2 separate regions of the Homo sapiens genome follow, and region 1 is linked to region 2. A link is an interaction called in ENCODE POLR2A ChIA-PET data of the cell type or tissue named here. Cell type or tissue: Panc1. All regions are shown on one strand. Each heading gives the region's core, and the rest is flanking DNA. Links, peaks and the distances in the headings are about the cores only.

Region 1 (9,190 bases), core at 2,569-6,568, 340 kb before region 2:
CCAAAGAGAATTCCATGTGAAAGGACTGTAAACCAAACAGCATATGAGACAAGTCTCAATCAATTTAGAAGTTTATTTTGCCAAGGTTCAGGATGCGTGGTAAGGAGACATGTCTGTGCCTTTCTCCAAAGCTGATTTTTAGGGCTTAAATATTTATAGGAGAAAGGGTGGATACTGAGGAAAGACAAAAACATTTTTTAAAGGTATGTGTAGATAAGGAGCAAATGGTTGCATTCTTTTGAGTCTTTGATCAGCCATTCGCATGTGAAAGTGGGGGGGTAGAGGAATAGTCACTTATGCATTCTTCTAACTCAGTGAATCTGTATTTTTACATAAGATAAAATAAACATAGGGCAGAAGAAGCAATCAGATATGCATTTGTCTCAGGGGAGCAGAGGGATGACTTTGAGTTCTGTCCTTTCTCCCATACCTTTGAAGATAAGTTATCAATTAACATTGTCAGGGTGAAATTCAACAGAACTGTTTTAGGGTAAGGATCTTGGGGCCCACAAGGAATTTCCTAGTGGGCAAATTGTGAGGGAGGTATGTGGCCTTTTCTTTTTCGTAGCTATCTTATTTAGGAACAAAATGGGAGGTAGGTTTGTGTGAGGCAGTTTCCAGCTTGACTTTTCCCTTCGGCTTGGTGATTTTGGGGTCCTGAGATTTATTTTCCTTTCACAAGACACAGGAAGAAGATGGCCATCTAAAAGTCAAAAGAAGAAGCCTGGAACAGATTTTTCCCTCACAGTTCTCAGAAGGAGCCAGTGGTGCCGACAACTTGATCTAGTCTCCAGAGCTATACCACAACCAATTCCACTTATTTAAGCCACCTAGGTTGTGGTACCTCGCTACAGCATCACCTAGAAAATTAATGCACCTTCATTACCCAGAGATAACCTCAGTAAACACTTACTATACATTTAAAAATCTGTGGCCTATTTCTGTTTACTTATTCAAATATTTTTTTTTCACATAACACTAAATTTTGAACAAATTTTTCAGTCTATGGCGGTGACGTCTTGTGCCCTACCCTGAAGTCCATTTTTCCTTCCTCCCAGTAACAATGCTCTAATTTTAGTGCTCAATCAAAAGATAACATTTGCAGCCTCCCTTGGGCCATGTGCTTATTTATCTAAATTCTGGACAAAATGATGTTAGCAGAAATGTTGTATTGGACTGTAAAGAACTGCAAAGTTTCTAAAATTTTGCACTACTTGAAAGCAAAAAAGAAACCCTTCCACAGAAAGGTGGTTTTCTTGTCCCAGTTTTCTGAGTGCCAATTCCCACAGGGCCAGAAGAGGATGAGACACTTACAGAGCCTAAAACTTTTATAATGGTCAGTGAACCTGCACACCCTTTGTGTAGGACAGAAATGCTGTTTCTACCTTGCAAGGCTGCTTCCTATAAAAAATTCTTAAAACGATAGACCACCAGCCAACGTTTTGAGGATGCATTCATATTTTCAGAATGACAGTAGGAAGAGAGGAAACTGAGCTCCATACTAGTCCTGGCCTATGCACCCCCCCAGACTTCTTTTATGGCTGAGGAAATTAAACTTCTTTAGTTAAATCACTTATTTTGGGAATTTTCTGTGGTGCTGTCCAATCCTAGGTCTAACTGGCATGCAGTCAATAAAACTTACATTTAAAACTTCATTTTTCAGCCGGGCACAGTGGCTCACATGTGTAATCCCAGCACCAAGTCAGGTGCATCACCTGAGGTCAGGAATTTGAGACCAGACTGGCCAACATCGTGAAACCCTGTCTCTATTAAAATACAAAATTATTTTACTCTATTAAAAATACAAAATTTAGCCGGGCGCGGTGGCGGGCACCTGTAATCCCAGCTACTCGTAAGGCTGAGGCCGGAGAATCATTTGAACTCAGGAGGCAGAGGTTGCAGTGAGCCGAGGTGGCGCCATTGCACTCCAGCCTGGGCAACAAGAGTGAAACTCCATCTCAAAAATAAATAAATAAATAAATAAATAAATAAATAAATAAATAAATAAATAAAATAAAATAAAATACTTCATTTTTCATAATGACAAAGAAGTAAATCATATAATCATACCATCATTTCCTTAGTTAAACCCATTATTGTACTCCCCTTGTTTTGTTCTCATTTTCTTCTATTCCAATCCAAAGTTTGATGCATGCAGTTTGTTATCCGTGAATATTTTTGTTCATTAAAATTATTTCCTCAAGATTGGCTTTTCTTTTTTATTGTGGGTTTTTGTCTAGCATATTTTCATTTAGCATATTTTCATTTCATATAAATATATACACATGTAGACAAAACAATAAAATCTCAAAGTTAAAAAATAAAAATTAATCACCATTTATATGTCTGCTTCCTCTTCTCTCTCTCTCTGCATGTATATAAAACATCAATCCAAAACTTCAGGGTTAAGGGGTAAGTATATTTGAACTTTTCCATTCACAATTCTTCAGATAAACAGTATAGTTCTAAATGATAGGCTTTTCTTATGATATTATGATTTATTAAATTTAACCTGTATTAGATAAGACTCTTCAATGAATTTAAAGTGACTTAATTTGCTTACACTACCCTCCTCTTCTCTCCTTTCCCTTTCCAATTTTTTTGCATGAACATTAATTTTTAATTCTCTTGACTGCTAATTACCAAAGCTTCATAAATCCAACTTCTTTTATATAGTCAATAGATATGCTTTTCTACTAATGGGTGTCTTAATCAACAAAGAGAGATAAATGAGTCTATTTGGATAGAAATAAGATTGATACAGCAAAGACCTGGTCCTATGATCTGAGTTGCTTTTATCTCAGTAATTCAAAATGCTTTTAGCTCTTAAGATAATGATTCAGGGTGTTTGTATAATAAATGTAATTACCTTGATTTATATGCCACATAGGAGACATAAAAACTTTATTTTAAGGGTTAACATTTATAGACATAACGCATACTATTTGAATAGACAAATCCATATAATTTTTCTCTGTTTTTCATGAAGAGGTGAGTTCAGCTCTATTGCTGTTTATAATTTCCCTGCATATAGTTCCGTTTGTAACCAACAGATGGGGAGCAGAAACAGTAGCTTAGTGTGTGTTTGCATGTGTGCCTGTGTGTGTGTGTGTGTGTGTGTGTGTGTGTGTGTGTGTGCTTAAGGGCATATGTCTTGCATGCCTGTACTAAAAGCTGAACAAATGCATTTAGGCACGAAGAGACAATTGTCTAAGAAAAAGATCAAGGAAGCTAACAAGGATGAGTTACATTCACTGATACGCTAGTGCTAATACTGTGGAGAGAGCAAACAAGGTCTTAGAACAAATGGCAATTTTCTGCTGTTTGTGTTCCAACAGTACATTCTTTGTCAAGATTCACTAGGAACAACTAAATATCATACCTAATAACTAATAAAAAGCAGGCTACCTAATAATTGGATCCTAGATCAGTTTTTCCATCTGCATAACCTCACACTTTTAGCTAAATCCAGCTGTTAAGATTATCTTATAACGAAGGCATTACCTTGGTGCAATTCAACTCTTCATTATTGATCATGAGCCAAACCTAAATAAGATACAGAAATGAAACATTGAAATGTTTAGTAAGAACAGTTATGGAAAACAAAATTATTAGTAGTACAGAGCATTGTCAATGCCTAAGAAACTCAGGAAGGAGTCTAGCTAGCTGTTCAGAAGAGTTTAACCATTTAAGTTAAAAATATGTAGAGAGGAAGAAATCAAAACCAACAAGAGAGAAACAGTGAGATGGCTATTCTTTACTTTTTGGCTGATGAGCATCAAAATGCTCTTCCTATGACTGAGCAGTCTGACCCTTTTTGAGGCCTGGTGAAGACTCTTTCTCTGAAACAGAAAGGATCAGAAGCCCTTGGTAGCTCAGATGCAGGCATGTGACTCAGCTTGGGCTTGGGACCTCTGCTCTGCCAGTCAGATTCCCCTGCCCAAGCCTGTGCTTCTGTGCTGTCTGATAGTTTACAAATCCTTTGGAACATTGTGGTGGCAACACAAATAGCTAGAGTCCACTGACCACATTGGCAGTTGTATTGAATTCAAACAGCTCAGCAGGGCACATCCAGTGTTCCTGGCACCAGGGACAATTTTCTAACCAGCCTGAGCACACGATGAGATGGTGGCTGGGCTCTTGGCTGCCTGGCCTCCTTTATACCCTATTATTTTTCTGCAGCCCAGCTCTATTGACTTCCTGCTGATTTGGGAAGGTACCAGATATTTCTTCAATAATGCCTTTTTCTGCTTAACTAACCACATGTGATTTCTCTTCATTGAAACAAATAACCTTTGCTTAATTGCATTAGTAATCCTCATGATAACATGATTCTAATCCTCATTTGTAATCACGATACATTTTAAAACATATCCAAAGTTTTATATAGTCTAAATTAGTCTAATATTTTAACAGAGAAATCTTTTTTTTTCTAACCCAATACACCTAAGGAACATAATTATTCTCATTAGTAGCAACTAAATAAAATAAGACTTTTTGTTGAAGCCTATTTGATCAGTTGTTATGGTCTGATTAATATGGATCAATACAAAATCATTGATTTTTTATTATGCAATAATGTCAAATATATGAATGGACATCCATGGTATTAGCTCATTTCATTGCATTGACCTTCATTCTGGCATCTCTTATCCCTGGCTTCTAACCCAGATCACCTGAGCCTCAACATATCTGTGATCCCAAGAAATAGTCATGATCACTTAGGATCAGAGACAGTGTATGATTAAGGAAATGACTGAAGAAATCTACCTCATATACTACTTAGTAATTTTAACAGTTTGACATTTAACTTTTTTTGTGTTGCATAAAAGTAGCTGTATCAAAACTGCAATGTGACATATACCTTGGCTCATGATTGTGGTAACTGGAGAATGGAAAGCAAAGAAATATACCAGTATTTTAAGAGTAGAATGTGTGTTGTTTATAAAGCCCTTTCTCCCCCCAAATAACTGTTATAAAGCATTCATTGTTTATGAATAACAACATGAACAATGAAATGGAACCAGCTCTGAGCATGTATACATGTATCTGTGTGTTTGCTGTATTTTAATGTATAAAATAGCTAGAGGTAAGATTGATATCTAGAGGAGATTGATTGGAAAGGGAGTACTTACATAAAGTACATAAGATACTTTGCCCCCCATACACTAGAATTCTTTTTTACATATTTCTAGGTACACAGTAGGTATATATACATTTATGGGCTACATGAGATATATTGATACAGGCATACAATGTATAATAATCACATCAGGGTAAATGGGGTATGCATCATCTCAAGCATTTATTTTTTCTTTGTGTTACAAACAATCCAATCATACTCTTATAGTTATTTTTAAATGTATGATAAATTATCGTTGACCATAGTCACCCTATTGTGTTATCAAATATCAGGTCTTATTCATTTTATCTAACTATATTTTTGTACCCATTAACCATTCCCCCTCCAACTACACTTCCCAGCCTCTGGTAACCATTGTTCTACTCTCTATCCCCTTGAGTTCATTGTTTGTTTGTTTGTTTGTTTTTTGCCTCCCACAAATAAGTGAGAACATGCAACATTTGTCTTTCTGTGCCTGACTTATTTCACTTAACATAATGGCCTGAAGTTCCAACCATGATATTGCAAATGACAGAATCTCATTCTTTTTTATGGCAGAATAGTATTTCATTCGTGTATATGCACTACATTTTCTTTATCCATTCATCTATTAATGGACACTTAGGCTTTTTCCAAATCTTGGCTATTGTGAAGAGTGCTGCAATAAACATAAGAGGGCAGATATCTCTTCAATATACTGATTTCCCTTTTTTTTGGATATAAACCTAGCAAGAGAATTCCTGGATCATATGGTAGTTCTATTTTTAGTTTTTTGGAGGAACCTACAAAATGTTCTCCATGGTGGTTGTACTAATTTACATTTCCATCAACAGTGCATGAAGGGTTCATTTTCTCCACATCTTTGCCAGCATTTGCTATTGCCTGTCTTTTGCATGAAAGCCGTTTTAACTGGGGTAAGATGATATCTCATTGTAGTTCAGATTTGCATTCCTCTGCTGATTAGTGATGCTGAGAACTCTTTTATATATTGGTTTGCCATTTGTATGTCTTCTTTTGAGATATTCAAGTCTTCTGCCCATTTTAAATCAGATTATTAGATTTTATTTTCCTATTAAGTTGTTTGAGCTCCTTATAGATTCTGGTTGTTAATTCCTTGTCAGATGCACAGTTTGCCAATATTTTCTCTCATTCTGTGGGTTGTGTCTTCACTTTGTTGATTGTGTTCTTTGATATGCAGAAGCTTTTTAACTTGATGTAATCCTATTTATCCATTTTTGCTTTGGTTGTCTGTACTTATGGGTAGTTCTCAAGAAAAGAAACTCTGCAATGTCCTGGAGAGTTTTTGCCAATGTTTTCTTTTAGTAATTTCATAGTTTGAGGTCTTAAATTTAAATCTTTAATCCATTTTGGTTTGATTTTATATATGGTGAAAGAGACGTGTCCCATTTCATTCTTCTACATAGACATATCTAGTTTTCCCAGCACCATTAACTGAAGAGACCATCTTTTTCTCAATGTATATTCTTGCTACCTTTGTCAAAAATGAGTTCATTGTAGACATATGGATTTATTTCTGGGTTCTCTATTCTGTTCCTTTGGTCTGTCTGTCTGTTTCTATGCCAGTACTATGCTGTTTGCATTACTATAGCTCTGCAGGATAATTTGTAGTCAGGTAATGTGATTCCTCCAGTTTTGTCTTTTTTGCTTAGAATAACTTTGGTTATTCTAGGTCTGTTGTGGTTCTGTATAAATTTTAGGATTTTTTTTCTTCTTCTATGAAGAATGTCATTGGTATTTTAATAGGGATTGCAATGAATCTGTAGATTGATTTGGTTACATATGTATATTTTAACAATATTGATTCTTCCAATGACTATGAAATATCTTTCCATTTTTTTGAGTCCCCTTCAATTTCTTGTGTCAGTATTTCATAGTTTTCATTGTAAAGATCTTTCCTTTCTTTGGTTAAGTTGATCCCTAAGTATTTAATTTTATTTGTAGCTATTTTAAATGGGATAACTTTCTTGATTTCTTTTTCAGATTGTTCACTGTTGGCATATAGAAATGCTACTGATTTTTGTATGTTGATTTTGTATGCAGCAACTTTACTGAATTTGCTTATCAGTTCGAATATTTTTTTGTTGAAGTCTTTAGGTTTTTCCAAATATAAGATCATATCATCTCCAAACAAGAATAATTTGACTTCTTCCTTTCCAATTTGATGCCCTCTATTTCTTCCTCTTTTCTTACTGCTCTAATTAGGTCTTCCAGTAATATGGTGAGCAACAATGATGAAGGTGGGCATCCTTGGCTTATTCCAGATCTTAGAGGAAAGACTTTCAGATTTTCCTCATGCATATGATTTTACCTGTGGATTTGTCATATATGACTTTTATTGTCTGGAGGTATGTTCCTTCTTTTCTTTTCACAAAAGAAACTTTATTAATTATCATGAGGTCAACGTCCTTACCATCATGCTAGCCAAGAAATAAAACTTTGATAATCACCTCATATCTCTCTATTTGGTCCATCCCAGCCATAACCCTTCTCTCTCTTCCACTCTTCCTCCACAAGTAATTGATATCCTGACTTTCTTCGTAATTTTTTTAAATTTATTTATTAATATTATACTTTAAGTTTTAGGGTACATGTGCACAATGTGCAGGTTATTTACATATGTATACATGTGCCATGCTGGTGTGCTGCACCCACTAACTCGTCATCTAGCATTAGGTATATCTCCCAATGCTATCCCTCCCCTTTCCCCCCACCCCACAACAGTCCCCAGAGTGTGATGTTCCCCTTCCTGTGTCCATGTGTTCTCATTGTTCAATTACCACCTATGAGTGAGAATATGCGGTGTTTGGTTTTTTGTTCTTGCGATAGTTTACTGAGAATGATGATTTCCAATTTCATCCATGTCCCTACAAAGGACATGAACTCATCATTTTTTATGGCTGCATAGTATTCCATGGTGTATATGTGCCACATTTTCTTAATCCAGTCTAACATTGTTGGACATTGGGGTTGGTTCCAAGTCTTTGCTATTGTGAATAATGCTGCAATAAACATACATGTGCATGTGTCTTTGTTTTTTTTTTTTTTTAGTTTTTTATTGGTGAGTTGTTGTTATTTTTCTTTTTTTTAATTTTTCTTTAAGTTCTGGGATACATGTGCTGAATGTGCAGAAGACTTCATGATTAAAACACCAAAAGCAATTGCAACAAAAGCCAAAATTGACAAATGGGATCTAATTAAACTAAAGAGCTTCTGCTCAGTGTAAGAAACTATCATAGAGTGAATATGCAATCTACAGAATGGGAGAAAACTTTTTCAATCTATCCATCTGACAAAGGTCTAATATTCAGAATCTACAAGTAACTTAAACAAATTTACAAGAAAAAAGCAAACAACCCCATCAAAAAGTGGGCAAAGTATATGAACAGACACTTCTCAAAAGAAGACATTTATGCAGCCAACAAACATGAAAAAAAGCTCGTCACTGGTCATGTAAGAAATGTAAACCAAAACCACAATGGGATACCATCTCACACCAATTAGAATGGAGATCATTAAAAAGTCAGGAAACAACAGATGCTGGCAAGGATGTGGAGAAATAGGAACATTTTTACACTGCTGGTGGGAGTGTAAATTGGTCAACCATTGTGAAAGACGAGGTGGTGAATCCTCAAGGATCTACAACCAGAAAAACCATTTTACCCAGCAATCCCATTACTGGGTATATATCCAAAGGATTATAAATCTTTCTGCTATAAAGACACATGCACAAGTATGTTTATTGCAGCACTATTTACAATAGCAAATACTTGGAACCAACCCAAATGCCCATCAATGATAGACTGGATAAGGAAAATGTTGCATATATACACCATGGAATACTATGTAGCCATAAAAAAGAATGAGTTCATGTCCTTTGCAGGAACCTGGATAAAGCTGGAAACCATCATCCTCAGCAAACTAACACAGGAACAGGAAACCCAACACCACATGTTCTCACTCATAAGTAGGAGTTGAACAAAGAGAACACATGGCAACAGGGAGGGGAATGTCATACACCAGGGCCTGTCAGTGGGTGGAGAAAAAGGG
Region 2 (9,190 bases), core at 3,354-7,353:
AGGTCAGGAGATCGAGACCATCCTGGCTAACACAGTGAAACCCCGTCTCTACTAAAAATACAAAAAAAAATTAGCTGGGTATGGTGGCACATGCCTGTAATCCCAGCTACTTGGGAGGCTGAGGCAGGAGAATCACTTGAACCCAGGAGGCAGAGGTTGCAGTGAGCTGAGATCACGCCACAGCACACCAGCCTGGGCAACAGAGCAAGACTCTGTCTCTAAAAAAAAAAAAAAAAAAAAGGAGCATACATGGTACCTAGCAGGGGGAAAAGCAACATATATTTTCTGACCACCCAGGGAAAAATTACTGTTAACTTTTGATGTCTTTCTTTATAGTTTTTTATAAAAATGCTGTCTCTAATATACAATCATTTTATTAATGTTCTTTGAGAGAATGACTTCATGAAGTCATTCAATCTCAGGCTTGATTGAATTATAGTCAGCAAAGGATAGTGAAGCTAGTAACTGTGGAACATTTGGTGGTTAATTTGGTCACAGAGATCTGCATCTAGGGCTGACTGTTTCTGTGCTCCAGCAAGGTCACAGTCAATTGAGAATTACAATAATTATTCTGTTTCATTGGGTGAATAAATGACAGCCTTGCCTTTACTTGAACTGGGAGCAAGTGAGAAAGGAGTTTCTACAAGAGAAGAAAGGAGTATTTTAGGAGATCCAGGGCAAAGAGATTGATTATGTCATTCCTCATAGAAGGCAATCATTATGCTGGCATTTTGTTGGAGATTAGTTTTATTTGCCAATTCTTAAGGTGAATAGTGTCTGCCATTGTGCACTAATGGTAATATGGAACTTGTATAGGCACAGGTGCATTCAGAACATGTTTGTATAATGTGTGTGTGTTCAATGTTTTAAGGAAAACTTAAGGAAAAATAACTTCTGTGTGTTAATTTGTAAACTTTCTCAGGTAAAGAATACATTTATAAAGTTTCAGGATGTAAAAATTTAGACAGTGTTGTAATACAAGAATAATGAAATATAGCATTTTACTTACTATCTGCGGTGGATTATATTTCTCTTGAAATAAATCAGTGGAATAAGCCATGTTGTTTTAATATTTCTGGAAACACGTCTTTTAACAATAAAAAAATGGAGCAGAAAGGAAAATGTATAGCAAAGTATTGCCAAATAATATTTGCATTGATATGTATAAATTTGAGAGCATTTTCAAATGAAGTATTAGAATTAGTCCAGATTAAAACAGAAATAGAAAAAGCAGGGCATGTATGACAACTCTGTTCAATTGCATTCTACAAGGGTAGAGATTTTTGTGTTTTTCTCAGTAAGGATGCCCAGAGAATTTGACTATACCCTGGCAAATAGTAGGTAATCAGTAAATGTTTGTTGACTGACTGTTTCTGTAATAATGTTTTGACTATTCCTGAGCCACTGTTTTTCTTAATATTTGATTTGTTACTTCTACAAGTTAGATAAGTACTCTCAAATTACCTTTAAGAGGTGCAAATATACTAATAGTTCCCCAAAGATATGGCCTAATACAAACTTGTCCAACCTGTGGCCCAAGGGCCTCATGCAACCCAGGACAGCTTTGAATGTGGCCCAGCACAAATTCGTAAACTTTTTAAAAACATGAGATTTTTGGGGGGATTTTTATTTTTATTTTTATTTTTTTAGCTCATCAGCTATTGTTAGTGTTAGCGTATTTTATGTGTGGCCCAAGACAATTCTTCTTCCAGTGTGGCCTAGGGAAGCCAAAAGATTGGACGCCCCTGGACTAATACATCAAAAGTTTATGTCACCTCATTGTTACTTATCATACAAGATCTCAGGTTAACATAGCTAACTGAAATAACAATGAAAGTCATTGAGTTACTAACTGCTTATTTACTGATTCTTTTAGCACGGCTGTGGGAACTTTGTCCGTGTAATTCAGACTTTCAATCGCACACATTTGTATGTCTGTGGGAGTGGCGCTTTCAGTCCTGTCTGTACTTACTTGAACAGAGGGAGGAGATCAGAGGTAAGTATAACTATTTAACATTCTTAGTTTTGATATTAGTGTCAAGGATTTTTGAAACTGTATTTTAGAGTAAAAACTTGGACATATCAATATTCATAAAATATTTTCATGCCCTTTAAATACAAACTATATTACATTTTTTCCTGTCTGCCAAGTTACTTGAAGTATCACCTTTTGCCTTCAGCTAAAAAAGTATATATATTTTTATGTGTATTATATGTGTGTGTGTGTGTGTGTGTGTATACTTTTAGTTGGAGGCAACTATATAGTTTTAGTGTATATGTATATATTTTTAGTATATCTATTTTATTTGTAAAGCTGTAAAAGATGAAAGAAAAATGTTATAATTTCAAGATTACTTGAATGTAATACAGTAATAATATTTGCTCCAAATTATAGAAATATTGTAGCATAAACTTAACCTTCTCAAATCTAGTGTAATTTCTTGTCTTTCAAATTCAATAAAATTTTATAAATATATATCTGTAAAAGATGTATAAAGTGGGATGCCAAGTGTCTGCTGAAAAGAACTTGATGTAATTAACAAATCATACTTTTATCTTAGACCAACATCATCCTACATTAGGCTATTCCAGCCTTATTCTTAAATTAGTTAAGGTGATATGCGGCATTATGGTATGATGTTTGCTAAACACTAGTCAAATATATAGCTAATGTATAGTCAAATATGAGGCTGGTTGAACTTCACCTGTGCTACTTAAGCCTGTCTTTGTTATCCCAGTCCACAGCTGTTGACTAAGGAAAGTACATTACACCAAGAGAGTTACTACTCATTCTTTTAGTCAAACATGTTGTTTTACTTAACATAATTATTTTAAAAACTGAATTTTCAAACTTGGTTTGGTTTTATTATGCAACTTAAATATAGAAAGTCCAGTTTTTAAATAATATTTTAATTTGATTTTAGAGATTAGAATTTTGAAAAAAATAAATATGTCTACTGATCTAAAGCTTATTTTCCTTTAACAAGGATTAATCTATTTTAGTTCTAATATGACTGAACAATGTTTTTTTAAGTTGTTTTTCAGACATGTAATTTATACATAAGTATCTTTTAATGAATAAAAAGTCATTTAAAAATAACTAATTATAATTTGACCCCAAAATGAGACATTTTTTAATGTGGTTCAAGATGCTATGAAATATTACAATTCTTACAGGAAAAGTAAAGTTATGCTTTTTGGAAGAATACAGTTGGCTGCATTGAGCTTGTCATTAAAACCACATGCCTGTGATCAATTGATTAAGTAAACTACTGCCTTAGACGTCTGCAATCTGTCAGACACTTCCCTGAAGTCTGTGCAGTCACTGTACAGGCCAACAATAGCATAGCCATTTTCAGAGCACAGATTTCAAATAAAATTATTTTCCCATGTACGAATTGCCCACTATGCACTTCAAAGCTTAATTGGAAATTCTGTCCAAAAAAATAATCTCCTTTGGAAAACCAGCATGGAATACATTTTAATCACTTTGCTAAATATGAACTACTTTAGTCTCACTTCAAAAGATACGTTTCAAAGGAGAAGCAGTTTCATTAATGAATCTCTGAAATAATACGTGAACATCTTAAGAGCCAATTTAGGTATGAACAGGGTTATGATTTTTAAGCTTTATAAAATGTAGTCCTTGATAGTTCACTCTAGTCGGAGAGTTTCACCATAACATCACTTTTATATATTTGTAGTATAAAAGCCATATTGTAAATATAGAACTACACAGTTTAATCAATCTTACAATGGATTTGTTTTCTTTTAGTTTAGGATAAAAGATCTCCTAGCATAAAATGACCACGTGATGCAGAAAGTTTTATTTTGAGAGAATTCTTCTCTATCACTAAGATTGTATTTTGTAATGACCATGGGTGATACTTACTGCTGACCCTCTTGTATTATTATTAAGAGATGACATTTTTCATCTATTCAAACCTAATTTTGAATAGAAGGTGAACCAAGTTAGGTTGGCAGAGTTACTTTAATTATTCAGTTTTATATCTGGGACATTACCTACCATCCTTCATTGGTCTGTGTTCATAGATATTCATTGGTTCTAGGGGAATATTTGATGAGCCTACTTCGTGTTTGGAGCATCACATGCTTTTGTTATACCCCATTTCTCTTCTATTATTTGCGAGACTGATTCAGAGCTTTCTGAGATTTCAACAGTACTCACTCACCTAAAGAGCCTGGAATCCTTGCTACATGAAGACCTAACCACGGTTCTTCTCCTGTGTCTACTATCTTTACTCCTTGTCTTCTGTTCCTGGAAAAAGATAAAGCAATACAAGTGAATCATGACTTTAAATGAATGAATAAAACATCAACAAAAATGGTGATTGGTTAATTTTGCAACAAATTCTTGGAATATTACCACATCTTATCTTTGATTTCATCAGATGTTTTCATAACATCTGTTTCAACACCCAGATACCAATTAAGCTCCCCTGACCCTGACCCTTATCAAGCAGATAACTTTACCTTAGACTGACCAAGAATATCACAGGTGACCAAGAGTGTCATAGGTATCAAAATTATCCCCTATGCTTTTTGAATGAAATTTGCCACCAATCTAGTCTGTTTCAGTATCTTTTTGTAGGATTTTTTCTGTTTCAGAAGAAAAATTATACATTTTCTGTATTAAGTTCTTTGATAAATAACCTTCATCACTCTGTTTTATATCTTCATTCCCTTTCCTCTACATTTACTTTTTTTTTTTTTTTTTTTGCCCATTTAAAGAAAGGATTGGGTTTCTTTCCCTTAAAATCCTTTTTTTGGTTCTGTGACTTCTTTTTTCTAATTTTCTCCTTTCTCTTTTACTTCATTACTAAGCTTCTCAGAGTAGGAGGCTGAATTTCCAGCTTTTGTGCTCCTAATCTCTATGCCTTTATTCATCCTTTCTAATATTTCACTCCTACACATTAACTAAAACTGTTTAATTAATGGCAGATTCCTCAGTGACCAAATTGACTCCCTCATTTTGTATCCCTTCTCCTAGAACGATCTGTGACATTAAATTCCACCATTCATGCTCTGTATTTTTCATTGCCTTTATTGACGTCTGTGACCATAGGACACTTTGCTATGCCTACTTTTTAATTTTTCACCACCTACTCTCTATTATTTTCTCTCATTGTTCAATCCAGAAATATTCATTTAATGAGAATAAAAGCAGAATCAAAATCATGTTGAAGCTACTTTAAAGCTTTAAAGACCTTAAAAGCTTTAAAGGCTACTTATATGTCAACAGAGAAGTAAATTGGAACAATCTTCAGCAGAAAATGGCAGGAACAGAATTGTGTTGTCACTTATGTGTTAGGTAACAGATGATTTGTGGCACGGTGCGTGGGGGGTGGAAAAGTTGTAGGAGATTAGTTTGAGAGTTGACATAGAAGACCACAAAAGAGATCGTTGTACTCAGGTGATAGCAATGGTGACAGAGAGTATAAAATGGTATGAAGTATAAAATAGTATAGATGATGTTGATGGATTTGGATAAGGAAAAGGAAATGATATAAATGCTGACACTTTTCTTGTTTGTTATTTTCAGCCTCTTTAATTGTGTAGTTGCCATGAACTGAGATGAGAATGAAGAGACCATGTATAGGGTAAAGATTATAAGCCTGAGTTTGGTCTGTTGAATGAGAGATCCCATGGAAAGATCCAATTAGTGATATCAAGTAGGCCGTTAAATATAAGACTGAGTATATACACGTGTGAGTCATTGTTTTATAAGAGTAACTGGAGCCCAAGAAAAGTGTGGATTTAATTATGCAGAGAGGGAGTTAGAGTAAAAAGAAAAGAATGACGGTGGTTGAGACTTGAGGGTCTCCTAACTTTAATGGCCAATTAGAGGAACATGAACTTACAAACAAGCCTAAAAAGAACAGGCAGGGCTGGGCGCGGTGGCTCACGCCTGTAATCACAGCACTTAGGGAGGCCGAGGCGGGCAGATCATGACGTCAGGAGATCAAGACCATCCTGGCTAACATGGTGAAATCCCATCTCTACTAAAAATACAAAAAATTAGCTGGGCGTGGTGGCAGGTACCTGTAGTCCCAGCTACTTGGGAGGCTGGCAGGAGAATGGCGTGAACCCGGGAGGCGGAGCTCGCCAGTGAGCTGAGATCGTGGCCACTGAACTCCAGCCTGGGCGACAGAGCGAGACTCTGTCTTAAATAAAAAAAAAAAGAAAAAAGAAAAAAAAAAGGAACAGAGAAAGAGGGGTGGGGAAAAAAAGACTATGTTGGTTCTGGGAAATAAAAATAAGTCATTGTAAAAACATAGAAGTTTTCAACTATTCCAAGCGCCATTGAGAATCCAAGTAAAATGAGGTCTAAAAAATAAGCACTGAGTTTTGTACCATAATTGTCATTAAAGATCTTATCAATAAGTGTTTCAATGCAATAATTGACGTTAGACGCTGAATTAAAGTGGATTGAAAATAAAATGACAAGTCAGAAAATGGTGGTGAGGATGTACGTAATTCCCTGAGAAGTGTGGTTTATAAGGAGAATGGTATATGGGAGCTGAAGGGGTTGTTTAAATAATGGCATAAAGCCTCCAATTATTAAGATGAAAGTATGTATCAAAGAAACACAAGGAATAATGGAAATCTAAGGTGCCTAAAAAGACGAGATAAGATGAAATCCAAAGCAATGAAATCCAAAGAATTGGCCTCAAAGTAAGAGAACTAGTCTCATGTATTAGTGGATATATCAATATAATATTACATTACTAAATATGATATTTGTGTGTTTAGTAGTGAGGAGTTGAAGATATATCATTTAAGGGCTTTGCTTTCTCTGCAAAGTAGCAATAATGTGAGTTGAGAATAAGTTAGGGGATCAGAAAAATCAGGATTTGGCTTTAGTGGCAAAGGCCTGAAATTTTTGATGACAGAACCAGTTGTGATAAGAGAATCTTTGAAAGGCCACTGTACATTGTAGGGGATCCACTTGTGGTTGGTGATCACAAATCTGTAATGTATTGAATTTACTTTTTTAGGTTGCCTTCTACAAAATGTTTAGTAGTTTGGAGGCAAGTATGGAGAATGTAGATAGATGTATTCCTTTAGGGTGTGGATGCAATGAAAAAAGTCATACATTCAAGGAATCGAATGTTGTGTCAAAATTTATTGAAATTAAAAAATTTATTGAAATTAAAAATGGAATCTGGCCAGGCACAGTGGCTCATGTCTGTAATCCCAGCACTTTGGGAGGCCAAGGCGGGCAGATCACTTGAGCCCAGGGGTTTTAGACCAGCCCGGGGAACATGGCGAAAGCCCCGTCTCTATTAAAAAAAAAAAAAAAAAAAAAAAATACAAAAAATAGCCAGGCGTGGTGGTGCTTCCCTGTAGTCCTAGCCACTCCAGAGCCTGAGGCATGAGAATCGCTTGAACCTGGGATGTGGAGGTTGCCGTAAGCCGAGATCGCACCACTGCACTTCAGCCCAGGTGACAGAGCTAGACCCTGTCTTTAAAAGACAAACAAACAACAACAACAACAAAAACATGCAATCAAAGTCAAAAAGAGAAAAGCCTAACGAACTGGGGAGAAACAGAGAAGATTTCTCAGGAGACAAGTTTTAGGAATTATTTCAGGGTGCTTGAGATAGTTATTAGGTAGACCACATCTGCTCCTGGTGGGGGTGATCTAGATCTAGAGTGCTGTGCAATGTAGGAGTAGGTCAGTTGAGAGCAAATGGTACCTAAACAACCTTACCAATTCCTGCAAGACGAACTCTCACTTATTTGGTCAAATCAGTCTCCAGCTCTAGAACCGCAACAAGGCTTACTATTTTTTTTGTTGTTTGTTTTTCTTCTGGTTTATGATTATTGATTTAGTTTAGTGGTTACATGAATGAAGATCTTTTGGAAATCGGATTCACTAGGAGTCAGGAGACTGAATTCAAATTGTGCTATTATCAGCCTTTAACTACGTGGTCTTCTGGACAAGTCATATTTTTTCATCACCTGTAGAGTGACTTCATTGATGAAGATCTTAGGATGCTCAGAAAGAACCTTTTTAGGCTGGAGGACTGTGATTCTTTTTAGGCTCTATTATTCTCTATTATGTTTAGGGAGGTCCTGCAGTAGTATAGAAACTCAAACAACTATGTATTAGCTTTATTTTTTCAAGGAGTCAAAACTTTAGAATCATCTTTGTTTTCCTGAGTATGATCAATTAGAAATTGGTTGTGATTGATTATCACAAATATATAGTTGTTTGGATTTACCTTTTTAGGTTACCTTTTACAAAACAGTAGTTTGGAGGCATGTACAGAGAATGTAATAGATGTATCCTTTCAGGATGTGGAGGCAATGTGAAAAGGACAACAAGTACAATGAAATTAGAACCACTGAATTATAACTGATGCCCACCTCTGTTGATTGCGACTATATAAATTTTCTTACATCTCTGCTGCTCTTACCTTGACCACTGAAAACATGCCATGTCAGATTATTACCTCCTAATCTCTGGACTCTTGTAATAGGAAACTAACCAATTTTCCTGAATGCAGTGCCTGTTTTTATACATTTCATTCCCAATCTCCTTAAAGCTCAAGATAAAGTCCAACTTTCTAGGGCAAGGTTTTGATCTTTCCATTTCCACACTCAAAAATATTATTGACTTCATATTTCTTTCAGGATAACTTTCAAAAATCTTAGCTTGATAATTAAGATTCCTTATCATCTTATTTGACCTTATTAAAATGGTCATTTTTTTTTTACTTTGAATTTTGGTAGGGGGCTTGTACTAACTTTATGTAAGAAAAAGGTACATATTTATACTGACAAGATATTTCTTCTTGGTGAGGCTAAAACCATTGAATCTATTGCCCCCAATCTATAGTCTTCTCTCTTCCCTTTTCCTGCTTAACTTTCCTTCTCAGTAGCAAGCACTATCTAACATATTCCATATTTCCATATTTTAATTATTTATTACCTTTCTTACTAGGTTATAAATTACTTGAGGACAAAGATTTTAGTGTATTTTGTTTGCAATATCCCCAGTGTTTAGTCAGTTTCTGGTACATGGCAGATGCTCAGTGAATTTTTGTTAAATAAAGTCATGAGTAAATGACACATTTTAAATATGAATTATGAATTATTTTGTTGAATCTTGTACAATGCTTTATATGATAAAATTAAACAGTAACATAAAATGCTATTTTTA

Evidence for each region. Peaks named below come from ENCODE experiments on the same cell type or tissue, not always from the same donor. Only the 100,000 strongest peaks of a DNase experiment are listed, where the experiment ranks them.
Region 1: POLR2A ChIA-PET joins it to region 2 with 10 read pairs; 1 of 35 experiments calls an interaction of 5 or more read pairs at or near these places.

The regions. Positions count from the first base shown.
Region 1 is chr7:81,145,915-81,155,104 of GRCh38, reverse strand. No RefSeq gene overlaps it. Among named protein-coding and RNA genes, the nearest start is that of SEMA3C, 230 kb to the right of the region's middle. In Panc1, for the core only: no CTCF peak of the experiment used is centred there; no DNase peak of the experiment used is centred there; H3K27ac peaks cover 2,626 bases.
Region 2 is chr7:80,811,105-80,820,294 of GRCh38, reverse strand. SEMA3C (semaphorin 3C) reads left to right here. Exons shown (of 18, transcript NM_006379.5): 5 at 1,877-1,996. Among named protein-coding and RNA genes, the nearest start is that of SEMA3C, 100 kb to the left of the region's middle. In Panc1, for the core only: no CTCF peak of the experiment used is centred there; no DNase peak of the experiment used is centred there; H3K27ac peaks cover 1,845 bases.